2 separate regions of the Homo sapiens genome follow, and region 2 is linked to region 1. Evidence: read pairs that join two places in POLR2A ChIA-PET (ENCODE). Cell type or tissue: OCI-LY7. All regions are shown on one strand.

Region 1 (2,500 bases):
ACCCAAATCTCATCTCGAATTGTAATCCCCATGATCCCCACATGTTGAGGGAGGGACCTGTAGGAAGTGATTGGATCACAGGGATGGCTTCCCCCATGCTGTTCCAGTGATAGGAGGGAGTTCTCGCGAGAGCTGATGGTTTTAAAAGTGCTTGGAAGTTCCCCCTTTGAAGCATTCTCTCTCCTGCCGCCATGTGAAGAAGGTGCTTGCTTCCCCTTCTGCCATGATTGTAAGTTTCCTGAGGCCTCCCCAGCCATGGGAAACTGTGAGTCAGTTAAACCTCTTACCTTTATAAATTACCCAGTTTTGGGTATTTCTTTATACAGTGTGAAAACAGACTAATACACCATTCCATGCACACATGTTCGTTGGCAAGAGTGACAGTTGCTGAGTCTACTGAGCCCTGACTTACACGAGGTGTTCTGCTAAGTGGTTACATGCAGCATCTTGGTTACCCTTGCAGTTACTGCCACTTTCAGAGGCATCTGAACTGAGGCTCAAAGATGTGAAATAACATTCTGTGGGCCACAAAGCTAACAGGTGGTGGGGCTGGTTTTTTTTTAACTGAGTCAGGCTTATTGCAAAGCCCATGCTCTTAAGTGTTGCTACCCAAAGGCCTCTCTGGATGGTCTTTCCTCACGGGGCCCCTTCTCAAATGCTGGAGATTAATTTAAATGCCAATTTGATAGGTGAATGATGGTATCTCAATATTTTAATCTGTGTAATGTAGATTTCCAATGGTATTAACTTTGCTCTGTCACCCAAGTTGAAGTACTGTGGTCACTGCAACCCAGGTCCCTGCATCCTGTCTCCCGAGTAGCTGGGACTACAAGCGTGCACCACCACACCCAGCTATTTTTTTTTTTCTGTAAAAAATGGGGTTCTGCCATATTGGCCAGGCTGGTCTCAAACCCCTGGCCTCAAGGGATCCTCCTGTTTCTGCCTCCCATACTGCTGGGATTACAGGCATGAGCCACTGTACCTGGTAGCAATTAACTACTTCTTCTTCTTTTTTTTTTTTTTTAAAGCGAAATCAAGTTTATTAAGAAAGTAAAAGAATAAAGGAATGGCTACTCCATAGGCAGGGTAGCCTCGAGGGCTGCTGGTTGGTTATTTTTATGGTTATTTCTTGATCATATGCTAAATAAGAGGTGAATTATTCATGAGTTTTCCGGGAAAGGGGCAGGCAATTCCTGGAACCGAGGATTACTCCTCTTTTTAGACCATATAGGGTAACTTTTGGATGTTGCCATGGCATTTGTAAACTGTCATGGTGTTGGTGGGAGTGTCTTTTAGCATGCTAATATATTATAATTTGCATATAATGAGCAGTGAGGATGACCAGAGGCCACTTTCATCCCCCTCTTGCTTTTGGTGGGTTTCAGCTAGTTCTTTACCACATCCTGTTTATCAGCCGCTCTTTGTGGCCTGTATCTTGTGCCAACCTCCTATCTCATCCTGTGACTAAGAATGTCTAACCTCCTGGGAATGCGGCCCAGCAGGTCTCAGCCTCATTTTACCCAGCTCCTATTCAAGATGGAGTCGCTCTGGTTGGAACCCCCTCCATTTTACAAGGCGATTTTTTTTTTTTTTTTTTTTTTTTGAGACAGAGTTTCACTCTTGTTGCCCCGGCTGGAGCGCAATGGCCCGATCTCACCTCACTGCAACCTCCACCTCCCAGGTTCAAGTGATTCTCCTGCCTCAGCCTCCCGAGTAGCTGGGATTACAGGCATGCGCCACCACGCCCAGCTGATTTTGTATTTTTAGTAGAGACGGGGTTTCTCTATGTTGGTCAGGCTGGTCTTGAACTCCCCACCTCAGGTGTCCCACCTGCCTTGGCCTCCCAAAGTGCTGGGATTACAGGTGTGAGCCACTGCGCTCAGCCATTGCAAGGGGATTCTTAATCCTAAGGGTTGCAGAGGGACGAAGGTACATCTTCTGCAGCTTCTTTAGGCTGAATAGGGGCCACGATATTCCTGCTTAACTATTAGGGTCTCTCGTCTCCAGGGTAGAGAGGCGCTCAGTCAGACAGCATTGGTATGCTGAGGGCCATTCATAACTCCAAAATTTCAACAAAAGGTGATATCCAAAGTCGACCAATTGGTGCTGCAGTCTATTTCCTTTGGGTCAGGGTTCTCTCCAGTATTGTCCCTTTGAGGTTTGCTAGGAAGAGGTTACTGGAAAGGGATTCTGATCTAGACTCCAAAGGAGGGTTCCTGGATCTGGTGCAAGAAAGAATTCAGGGTGAGTCCACAGAGGAAAACGAAAGCAAGTTTATTAAGAAAGTAAAGGAGGCAGGGTGCAGTGGTTCACATCTGTAATCCCAGCACTTTGGGAGGCTGAGGTGGGCAGATCATGAGGTCAAGAGATCAAGACCATCCTGGCCAACATGATGAAACCCCGTCTCCACTAAAAATACAAAAATTAGCTGGGCATGGTGGCGCACGCTTGTAGTCCCAGCTACTCGGGAGGCTGAGGCAGGAGAATCGCTTGAGCCCAG
Region 2 (2,500 bases), 97 kb before region 1:
AGCCACCATTCCTGTTCTTTTTTTTTTTTTCCTTGTTAATTTTTTTGAGACTGAGTCTTGCTCTGTCGTCCAGGCTGGAGTGCAATGGCGTGATCTTGGCTTACTGCAACCTTCGCCTCCTGGGTTCCAGCAATTCTCTGCCTCAGCCTCCTGAGGAGCTGGGATTACAGGCGCCTGCCACCACGCCCGGCTAATTTTTGTATTTTTAGTAGAGACAGGGTTTCACCATGTTGGCCTGACTGGTCTTGAACTCCTGACCTTGTGATCTACCCACCTCAGCCTCCCAAAGTGCTGGGATTACAAGCGTGAGCCACTGTGCCCGGCCTTTTTTTTTTTTTTTTTAATTTGTAGAGACAGGGTCTTCCTATGTTTTCCAGGCTGGTCTTGAACTACAGGGCTCAAGCTATCTTCTCGCCTTGGCCTCCCAAAGTTCTGGGATTACAGTCATGAGCCATGGCTGGCACTTCGCCTTAAAATTAATTTTTAAGTAACTCGGCGTGGTGGTGGGGTGCCTGTAGTTGGGAGGCTGAGTTGGGAGGATTGCTTGAGCCCAGGAGTTCGAGGTTACAGTGAGCTACGATCACACCACTGTACTCCAGTCTGGGTGACAGAGTGAGACCCTGTCTCTTAAAAAAAAAAAAACACAAAAGAAAACACCTGGGCGTGGTGGCTCACACCTGTAATCCCAGCATTTTGGGAGCCTGGGGTGGGTGGATCACCTGATGTCAGGAGTTTGAGACCAGCCTGACCAACATGGCGAAACCCCGTCTCTACTAAAAATGCAAAGATGAGCTGGGTGTGGTAACCCATACCTGTAATCCCAGCTACTTGGGAGGCTGAGGCAGGAGAATCACCTGAAGTGGGGAGGCGGAGGTTGCAGTGAGCCGAGATGGCGCCATTGTACTCCAGCCTGGGCAGCAGGAGCGAAACTCTGTCTCAAAAAAAAAAAAAAAAGAATGAAATAAAATTTATTTATTTATTTATTTTTGAGATGGAGTTTCGCTCTTGTTGCCCAGGCTGGAGTGCAGTGGCATGATCTCAGCTCATTGCAACCTCCTCCTCCTAGGGACAAGCGATTTTCCTGCCTCAGCCTCCGGAGCAGCTGAGATTACAGGTGCATGCTACCACGCCTGGCTGATTTTTGCATTTTTAGTAGAGACGGGGTTTTGCCATGTTGGTCAGGCTGGTCTTGAACTCCTGACCTCAGGTGATCCACCTGCCTCGACCTCCCAAAGTGCTTGGATTACAGGTGTGAGCCACCGGGCCTGGCCTGAGACCTTGTCTCTTAAGAATAAAATAAAATTTAGTTTGAAAATACTTTTTTGGCTGGGTGTGGCCAGGAATTTGAGAACAGCCTGGCCAACATGGTGAAACCCTGTCTACCAAAAAATACAAAAATTAGCCAGGTGTCTTGGTGTGCCTGTAATCCCAGCTACTCAGGAGGCTGAGGCGGGAGAATCGCTTGAACCCAGGAGACGGAGGTTGCAGTGAGCTGAGATCGCCCCACTGCACCCCAGCCTGGGCGACAGAGTGAGACACTGTCTCAAAAAAATGGCGGTGGCTCACGCCTATAATCCCAGCACTTTGGGAGGCCAAGTCGGGCGGATCACCTGAGGTCGGGAGTTCAAGACCAGCCTTATCAACATGGAGAAACCCCGTCTCTACTAAAAATACAAAATTAGCCGGGCATGGTGGTGCATGCCTGTAATCTCAGCTACTTGGGAGGCTGAGGCAGGAGAATCACTTGAACCCGGAAGGCGGAGGTTGTGGTGAGCCAAGATCGTGCCATTGCACTCCAGCCTGGGCAACAAGAGCAAAACTTCGTCTCAAAAAAAATAAATAAAAAATAAAAAGTGAAAACATAAAATCTTTAAAAAAAAAAATCAAAGTGATATGTGGTTGCTATAAAAATTTAAACCATACAGAAGTGAAGTCAAATATTTCTTCACCAAAATCTTTGCCAAAAGAAGCATCCACTCTTCCCAGTTTCTTGTGGCCTGTGTGCACATGAGAACGCGTGTGTCTGTTGTGTAGGTGGGGCCTGGCCTGGCTCTTGTGGCTGCGTATGTTGTGGTTTGTGTCCTGAGCTAGGAAGCCTGACTGAGGGCAGGTGGGGACTCAGGTCTGGCTAGGTCAGCCCGCGATGCCTGCTACCATGGCTCAGCCTGTGCCCTCCCAATTTCCATGGAAGTGCTGGAGGGTCTTGTGGCAGCCTGGGGCCTGGCTGGTGTGGGAAAGTCTGTTTCCCACCTTTAGTTTGGACTCCGTGTGTGTTGTTCCTCCTCATCCCTCTGCTCTTTTCTACTTAGCTTATTGGGTTGAGCCCTGGAGAGGGAAGCAGGACTCTGGCGCCTTTGTTTACCCCCACTTGATCTCTACTCTAGAAAGGGTCTCTGGTATTCTTGGCCTAGATTTATTCCAGGCAATAAATGAGAGGGATGCGGTCAGATCCTCAGGTAGGCCCTGTGGGCTACACAAAGTCATCCTGGGTGGCATCCCC

Evidence for each region. Peaks named below come from ENCODE experiments on the same cell type or tissue, not always from the same donor. Only the 100,000 strongest peaks of a DNase experiment are listed, where the experiment ranks them.
Region 2: POLR2A ChIA-PET joins it to region 1 with 5 read pairs; 4 of 35 experiments call an interaction of 5 or more read pairs at or near these places.

What each region holds. Positions count from the first base shown.
Region 1 is chr20:43,780,939-43,783,438 of GRCh38, forward strand. The region is part of intron 1 of LOC101927200 (a long non-coding RNA gene); the gene reads left to right. Among named protein-coding and RNA genes, the nearest start is that of GTSF1L, 55 kb to the left of the region's middle. In OCI-LY7, no CTCF peak of the experiment used is centred here; a DNase peak (open chromatin) is centred at 1,403.
Region 2 is chr20:43,684,210-43,686,709 of GRCh38, forward strand. All of the region lies in intron 4 of MYBL2 (MYB proto-oncogene like 2), which reads left to right. Among named protein-coding and RNA genes, the nearest start is that of MYBL2, 18 kb to the left of the region's middle. In OCI-LY7, no CTCF peak of the experiment used is centred here; a DNase peak (open chromatin) is centred at 1,092; H3K27ac peaks cover 1,874 bases.